Linked DNA regions of Homo sapiens: region 1 is linked to region 2. Evidence: read pairs that join two places in POLR2A ChIA-PET (ENCODE). Cell type or tissue: OCI-LY7. All regions are shown on one strand. Links, peaks and the distances in the headings refer to the core of each region. The heading gives the core; the rest is flanking DNA. Region 1 has its middle 5.0 kb from the start of MCOLN2. Region 2 overlaps LPAR3 (lysophosphatidic acid receptor 3).

What was found. Peaks named below come from ENCODE experiments on the same cell type or tissue, not always from the same donor. Only the 100,000 strongest peaks of a DNase experiment are listed, where the experiment ranks them.
Region 1: POLR2A ChIA-PET joins it to region 2 with 7 read pairs; 2 of 35 experiments call an interaction of 5 or more read pairs at or near these places.

The regions. Positions count from the first base shown.
Region 1 is chr1:84,999,963-85,004,363 of GRCh38, forward strand. No RefSeq gene overlaps it. Among named protein-coding and RNA genes, the nearest start is that of MCOLN2, 5.0 kb to the left of the region's middle. In OCI-LY7, for the core only: a CTCF peak has its summit at 456; a DNase peak (open chromatin) is centred at 1,969; H3K4me3 peaks cover 696 bases.
Region 2 is chr1:84,816,661-84,821,061 of GRCh38, forward strand. The region is part of intron 2 of LPAR3 (lysophosphatidic acid receptor 3); the gene reads right to left. Among named protein-coding and RNA genes, the nearest start is that of LPAR3, 74 kb to the right of the region's middle. In OCI-LY7, for the core only: no CTCF peak of the experiment used is centred there; no DNase peak of the experiment used is centred there.

The DNA.
Region 1 (4,401 bases), core at 330-4,329, 180 kb after region 2:
GGCAACATAGCGATACCCTGTCTCTACCAAAAATACAAAAATTAGCTGGACATAGTGGCCCACGCCTGTGGTTCCAGCTTGCTTGGGAGGCTGAGGTGGAAGGCTTGCCTGAGCCTGGGAGGTCGAGGTTGCAGTGAGCCAAGATTGTGCCACTGCACTCCAGCCTGGGCAACAGAGACCGAGTCTAAGAAAAGGAAAAGAAAAAAAGAAAAGAAAAGAAAATGTGAGTCAGGCTAGTAGAAATGCAACAATTTAAATTTTCTAGGTTGGGCAGACAAAAAATATTTATTGTGAAGAATATGGGGAGGGAGAATAGAATAAAATAAGAGAAAAACGATGCTCTTTATTTACTTTCACATTCTTTCAAAAATTTTTTGATGTGCAAGTAGTGTTCTGTATATTGTAGATATTAATTCCTTGCCAGTTCTAAACATTATAAGTATTTTCTTCCAGTCGTCATCTATCTTTTTGTCCATGGTGTTCTTCCTTGGATGAAAGTCTTTAATTTTGGTATAGGAAATCAAAATTAAGGATATTAATCCTTATAGTTTGTGCTTTTATGATCTTTTTAAAGAAGTTGTTCTCTACCCTTAATTCACCATTCTTCTGCATTTTCTGTAATAGTTTTATCCTTCATATCAAATTCCATTGTACTTCAACTTTGCATGTGGTGGGAGATATTAATGCACCTTGATTTTTCGACATCAAGTAAGCCAGTTTCCAACAAGCTATCTTATAATTCAGGGTTGGCTAATTTTTTTTCTGTAAAAGGTCAGATACAAATATGTAGGCTTTGCGGATTGTACTTTCTCCTTTACAAATATTTAACTATCTAGTGTAAAGATAATCATACACAATATGTAAAAAAGAGAGTGGCTGTGTTCCATGTATTACAAAATATTTATTCTTATTTTAATTTTTTAAAAATAGACTCTTTTTAGAGCAGTTTTAGGTTTATTGCAAAATTTAACAGAAAGTACAAAGTTCCTATATATTCCCTGCTCCCACATACGCATAGCCTCTCCCACACTATTAACATCCTACACCAGAGTAGTACATTTGTTATAATCAATGAATATACATTGACAAATTATCACTCAAAGTCCATACTTTAGGGTTCACTTGTGTGCAGGCTCTAAGTTTTGACAAATGTATAATGACATGTATCTACCACTATAGTATCATACAGAATAGTTTCACTGCCTGCTGTGGACTGAATGTTTGTCCCCACTTTACCAATCCCCCTCCCCCACCAAAATTTATATGTTGCAACCTAAATCCCCAATGTGATGACATTTGGAGACGGGGCATTTGGGAGGTAATTAGGTCTTGAGGGTCGAACCCTCGTGAATGCAATTAGTGCCCTAGTAACCATATAAGAAAAAACAGGAGAGAGATATATCTCTTTCTCCACCATATGAGGATATAACAAGATGATGGCTGTCTGCAAACCAGGAAGAGCACCCTCAGCAGACACCAGGTGTGCTAGCACCTTGATCTTGGATTCTGTGGCCTCTAGAACTATGAGAAATCAATTTCTGTTGTTTAAGCCACCCGGTCTGTAGTATTCTGTAATAGCAGCACAAACTGATTAAAACACTACCCTAATAATCCTCTGTGCTCCTTCTATTCATCCCTCCCTCCAACCCCTGGCAACCACTCATCTTTTTACTTTCACAATAGTTTTTCCTTTTCAGATAGTTGGAATCATATGGTATTAGCCTTTTCAGATTGACTTTTTTCATTTAAGCATTTGGCATTTTTGCATTTAAGCTTCTTCTTTGTCTTCACATGGCTTGATAGCTCAATTCTTTTCAGCACTGAATAATGTTCCATTGAATTAATACATCACAGTATATTTGTTCATTCACCTACTAAAGGACATTTTGTTTTTTTCCAAGTTTTGGCAATTACAGATAAAGCTGTTATCAACATCTGTGTGCAGGTTTTTATGAACACAAGTTTTCAGTTCCTTTTTTTAAATACCAAGGAGTACAATAGCTGGATTGTATGGTAAAAGCATAGCTTTGTAAGAAACTGCCTATCTTCCAAAGTGGCTGTATTATTTTACATTTGCACCAGCAATGAATGAGAGTTCCTATTGCTCCACATACTTGCCAGTATTTGGAATTTTCAGTGTTTTGGCCATTCTAATAGGTGTGTAGTGGTATCTTGTTTTAATTTGCAATTCCCTAATGACGTATGATGTTGAGTATGTTTTCATATACTTATTTTTCATCTGTATGTCTTCTTTACTGAGGTATCTCTTCAGGTCTTTTGCTTAATTTTTAATGGGATTGTTTATTTTCCTATTGTTGAGTTTTAAGAGTTCTTTAGGCTGGGCACAGTGGCTCATGCCAGTAATCTCAACAGTTTGGGAGGCTGAGGTGGGAGGATTGCTTGAGGCCAGGAGTTCAACACCAGCCTGGGCAAAAAAGAGAGATCCTGTCTCTATGAAAGAAATTTTTTTTTAATTAGCTGGGTTTGGTGGTATGCACCTGTGGTCCTAGCTACTCGGGAGGCTGAGGCAGGAGGATTGCTTGAACCTAGGAGTTCAAGGCTGCAGTCCAGCCTGAGCAATAGAACAAAAACCTCATCTCAAAAAGAAAAATATATGAATTTTTTATATATTTTGAATAACAATACTTTTTTCAGATAAGTCTCTTGCAAGTATTTTTCTCCTAGTTTGCAGCTTGTCTTCTCTTTCTCTTGATGATATCTTTCATAGAGTAGAAGTTTTTAATTATAATAAAGACTAATTTATCAATTATTTATTTCATGGATCATGCTTTCAGTGTTGTATTTAAAAAGTCAGCCTCCAGGAAAAAAAAATGGCAGATAGGAGGCAGGACTAACTTGCATCTCCCACTCAGATGAACAGAACAGCATGTGGAGACTGACATCATGAGCTTTTGCTCCAAGAACTACCACAGGAACATACCAGGAACACTGAAAGGATTCACAGACTCTTTGAAAAAGTGGCTTGTGGCTGCAAACTCTGTGAGGCAGCTGAAAAATTGTGAGTGCCCAAAATGTGAAGGGGGAAAGCCTACCTCCGAACACACATCCTCACTGGGGAACCTGAAAATCCAGATCACGGGAGAAGGATTTAACCTTACCTAGAGCTGAAATGAATTTAGAGAGCTGAGAAAAATATAAAAGTAGAAGCAGCACTGGGAAGAGCCCTCTAGGTGCTCCCAGTCACCAGGGAAGCCATTTCTGACTTTATCTCACTGGGGTCCTTGGGGAGGGCTGCCAATGGAATTGGGGAAGGACCATAGGGAGAAGGAAACTTCCAGTTGAGCTTTGTAATAATTTTGACCAAGTGTGAATTTTCCTAGGCAGAATCCAGGAGTGGGAGATGGACGGGAAGTGCAGATAGGACCACAGAAGCAGTGGCAAGCTGGGAGAGGTAGGGCCTGAAAGCCCTGCTGGCTTTTTCAGTGGAGAGGCTTGTAGCCTGGGGCAATTAGTGCCCTAGCACCCATATAAGAAAAGACAAGAGAAAGCATTTGAGAAAACCAGTGTACTAAACAAAACTACAACCAAGGACCCTCACAGAGTCCACTTCACTCATATGCTACCTCTACTGGAGCAAGTGCTGGTATCCATGGCTGAGAGACCTGAAGACAGATCACATCACAGGACTCTTTGCAGACACTCCCCAGTACCAGCCCGGAGCCCAAGCTCCATTAGGTGGCTAGACCCACAACAGCAATAACAATCACTGTCTAGCTCTCAGGAAGCCCCATCCCTAGAGGAAGGGTGAGAGTACCACATCAAGGGATCACCCCATGGCACAAAATAATCTGAACAGCAGCCCTTGAGTCCCAGATCTTTCTTCTGACATAGTCTACCCAAATGAGAAGGAACCAGAAAAACAATTCTGGTAACATGACAAAGCAAGGTTCTTCAACACTCTCAAAAGATCACACTAGCTCACCAGCAATGGATCCAAACCAAGAAGAGATCTCTGAATTTCCAAAGAAAGAATTCAGAAGGTCAATTGTTAAGCTACTCAAGGAGGCACCAGAAAAATGTGAAAGCCAATTTAAAGAAATTTAAACAATCATACAGGATATGGACAAAAAATCTCCAGAAAAATAACACAAATAAAATACAATCAACTTCTGGAAATGAAAGACAGACTTAGAGAAATGCAAGCTACCTGGAAAGTTTCAAAAATAGAATCAAATACATAGAAGAAAGAACTTCAGAGCTTGAAAACAAGGCTTTTGAATTAACCCAATCTGACAAAGACAAAGAAAAAATAATTAAAAAATGAACAAAGCCTCCAAGAAGTTTGGGATTATGTTAAACAACCAAACCTAAGAATAATTGGTGTTTCTGAGAAAGAAGATTCGAGGCAATAATTAAGGGAAACTTTCCTGGCCTTGCTAG
Region 2 (4,401 bases), core at 137-4,136:
GGTGGCAGGCACCTGTAGTCCCAGCTGCTTGGAAGACTGAGGCAGGAGGATTGTTTGAACCCAGGAGGCGAAGTTGCAGTGAACCGAGATTGTGCCACTGCACTCCAGCCTGGGCAATAGAGCAAGACTCCATCTCCAAAAAAGTAAAAAGCAAAAAAATATATAAATATCTTCATTTACTTGAAAAGAAGGCTTGCATCCAAACTCTGCCTGTTGTACTCTTCCATTTGTTTTGTGTGATCCTCTGCAATAGCCCAGGAAAAGTCTGTGCTTTCTCTATGTGATGCCCTTCAGGTTTTTGAAGACAGTTAACGCTTTCTGTCTTTCTTTAGCCTTTTCTCCAGGAGACACATATTGAATTTTATCTACTAGTTCCCAGATGCGTACCTCTGGACACTCATTCATATTTGTTAATGCTGAGAATTTTTTTTTTAAAGTAATCTGGGCATCACACAAACTCTTCTTTGAACCCTGCTGGTTCCCAGCAGTCATAGTCTGAGCATTGAGGCTAAATACTCAAAAGACATTCCTTTTAGTTTTTTTCTTCTGGATTTATGTAGATTGGTAGGCAACTAAGTGATAAATATTTTCCAGGATCTATCACACACACACACACACACACACACACACACCCCTCACTTTTAAGAATTAGTCCAGTTACCTGTTTGAATGTTCCTGACATCTCCACATTCTCTATGAATTCTCCAAGACTACAGAGCCTAGGGTGTGGAGGTGCGTGGGGAGGACTTATGTTTAACTGCTAACATAGAGCAAACCCCCTCAAAGTATGAACTGTTAGATAAACTGTGCATCTCTTCTGAGATGTGTTTGGAGAGAGATCTTGGCCTCCAGGTGGAGGAGGCTTGGAACAGCTGTTTCCCAGGGTCACTGCCGGGGAGCATCTGCTTAAGGCAACATCTCTGAAGTACCTGTTCTCTAGTTTAGCCACCTAGTATGTTTGTGCTGTTCTGTCGAAGAACATTTGCCTTTTGTTGTTCATTGGAAACAGCATAAAGATGAGATCAGCAGATTTTTATTTCTCTTCTGACACCACGGCCAGCCAATCAGCCAATATTTTTGTTGGATTCCTTTGGATTCCTTCCCTCCTTCCATCTCTCCCTCCCTTTCTTCCTTTCCTGGCCAAAAAAAAAAAAAAATCTTTCCTTTAACAACCAAAGAATGATGTAATTGTGATATATGTAGCTTTATGGTCAGACATGACATACTACGGAGGGGCCCTTGAAGTCCAGAGGTACCCTCCTACTCCTCCTTCACTCTCTTCAGTAGTAAGATGCTTTACGGGCCACAGCTGAGCAGCCTAGCACAAAGTCAGGAACATGGCTCTGGTGCCAGGCTGCCTGGGTTCCAATCCTGGCTCTTCCACTGATCGGCTGTGTGCCTTTGACCACATCACCTAACTTCTCTGTGCTGTAGTTACCTCAGGCTTAAAATGAGGGCAGGATTAGTACCATTCCCAAGGGTTTTTATAAAAATTAAATGGATTAATTCATATACAATGATTAAAACAGCATCTGACACAAGATCATTGCTCAATAAAAAGCTTATAAGGTTTTAATTGAATGAATTATTTTATGTAATTCAACGAAAAGGGAAACTATATAGGAATTATCGTATTATGACAAAAAGCATCAATGTGAAGACTTGTTTGGAGTGTTGGGTCACAAGATTAATTCAAAACAGAGTTTTGTGCTGGGGAGAAAACTTTCATGACAAAAAAATCACGTCATTAAAGAACAAAAAATCACATTAAAAATTCACATCTAATAATATGAGAGTGGGGCTTTAGGAAAACATTGGCAATTTATTTTTATCCTTTTTTGAGTGTGTGTGCGATGCACGCATGCCAGGGGGGTGTATTATATTATTCAAACAAAACTACAAAAAATATAGTGAACTTTAAAAAATAATGCTTAAAAGAATAAAAAAAATAAGAATACCTGTCTACTTACCACCCAACTTAAAGAACTTAAAGAAACTTCAAAGAACACTATCGTATCTTTAGAGCTTCCTGGGTGCCCACCCCAGGAGCCCTCTCTCCTGTTGAGATAAACGTATCATACATTTTGGGCTAATCATCTTCTTGCTTTTTCTCATGGTTTTCCAATATACGGATGTAATGTTAGACATCATATTGTTTAGATTGATCTGTTTTTTAACTGTACCGTGATTTGCACTGATTTTAGTTATCAATATATTGGAATTCACTTCTAGCATCTTATTTTGTTCTTTGTTTCATTTTTTTCTATGTTTCGCTTTTTTCCCCCTCTCTTTTTTCGTATTGAGATCTTTTATTTTTTCATTTCCTTTGGTTTCATTTTCCCCCTTCCACTGGTTTGGAAGTTGTAGACTCTATTAAATCTCGACTTACATGTTTAACAAAGTATAAAGTTGGCCAGTGTTTGTCCTTCCTTCCCGTCAGCATAAGGACCTTGGAACACTCCCACCTGGATTTTTTGGAATTATACAATTTCATATAGAAAGGACTCTTCACATCAAAGTTGGTAGCTATAGCTTTTGATGTCTGGCTTGTTTAGTTTTTCTCTCTTGACAACACAGTAACCCTCTCTTGAGAATAGCAGAGAGAATAAAAATGTTACTGTTATGGGAAATACAGATCACTGGAGCTGGGTGGGGCCTTAAAGATTACCAGTGTTTTTCAAACTTTTGACCAAGCCAAATGAAAATTAAAGGAACTTTTAAAATAATGCATATTCTCTGGTCCCACATCAGACCCAATAGTCAGAATCTCGGGTGGGACACAGAAATCTGCAGGACTAAAAAGTTCCCTGGGTGATCATGATGCACAGCCAGTTTTGTAACCTATTTCTCCATGCTGACCCAAAATGGTTTAATCAAGCTGACTCCATAAGCAAAATTATAGATGCCATATAGACTTAGCAAAAAGCCATGGAAAAGAGAGAGGGAGCACAGTTTTTTCAAATGAGAAAATAAGCATCTCTAGAGATGAATATCTTCAATTTGCATTTGGGAAAATGTTTGAGCACATACGCAAAAATAAATATACAAAGAGTGGCAGCAAAAGTAGTCTACAGGCAAGGCATCCACAGTCCTCCTCTGCTGCTCTTTGGCTCGCCGTGCCAGGAATGCCTTCTCACCTCCTAATCTGAGGTCTGCTTTTCTTTCTAAGCTTAGTGCATACTCTGCCTTCTCCACTGGAGCTCTCCCATCTCTTCCACCACAGTGTCCATTTCCTCCTCTCAACTCCTGTAGCACTTTCTACCTATAGCATTCACGTGGCACTGGGCACATTACCTGCTTAATTCCTCTCTAGCATTTCCTGAGAACTCTGGGTCAGGCAGTGTGCTCAGGGCTTTACATGCACTTCCCCTGTAAAACTCACAGCCTTACAAAGTTGCTACTTTTATTATTATCCTAGACTAACATACAATAAATTTGAAGTTTAGAGTAGCTCAACAGTTTGTCCTAGGTGCACAAGCCAAAAAATAGAAGTTATCATTTGAACTCAGGCCTGACTTCCCCATGCAAACTCTTGAGCATTGAGCTATACTAGAGGTAGTTTTTAATACATACGTCTTGTGTCTCAGGTGTGTTCTAAGCTCCCTAAGCAGGTATGCTGTGCCTCATGTGTTTGTATTCTTAGAACTAAGTATCTAGCCCACACTCAGTAGCACAGGAGATGAGCCAGGTGAATGTGACTGAAATTTATTAATCACTTCAGGGATTGACAGGGACAGAACCTGGACCTGACGACTCTAACTCCTGTCAATGAGGGTCTCAGTCGAAGTGACACTCAGTTGAGCTGGTGCTGAAGGGCAAGAATGACTGTGCACAGGTGAGAAATAGCGTGAAGCATCTGGGTAATTCCAAGTGGTTCAGGATGGTTTTAACCCAGGAAGATGATTGAGGAAGTAAGGTAAAGTCTGAGAGGTGAACACAGGGCTAGATTGAGAAGGGCCCTGTGTGCAATAATCAAGAGTTTGGATTTATTACAGATCAGACACTAATAAGCCTTTTTTAACCAGGAGTTCATGCAGAAAATTAAGTCTGAATGCCCTTAGGCACCCATTGTATGTAATGAACTAACTTCTCTTCTAAGCATCTAGAATGGTGTGAGTTATGTACCACCCTTGAAAAGATTAAGAAAATCTTTCTATGTTCCTTGGTTCATAAAGGAACCCCACTGAGAATTGCTAGATCAAAGTTTTTCCAGACACAGTAGCAATTCAGTGGGTTGTGAAATCAATTTAGTGAGTTGCAACCAGCGATTTTTTAAAAAAAATGAAATAGAAACAGAAAACATCAGAGTGCATCAAGTAATAGTAAGGGCATGTTCCATAAAACTTGTTTCAATTACACAGAAAAATAAGTGTGTGAACTGGGCTGTGATACAAAATGTAC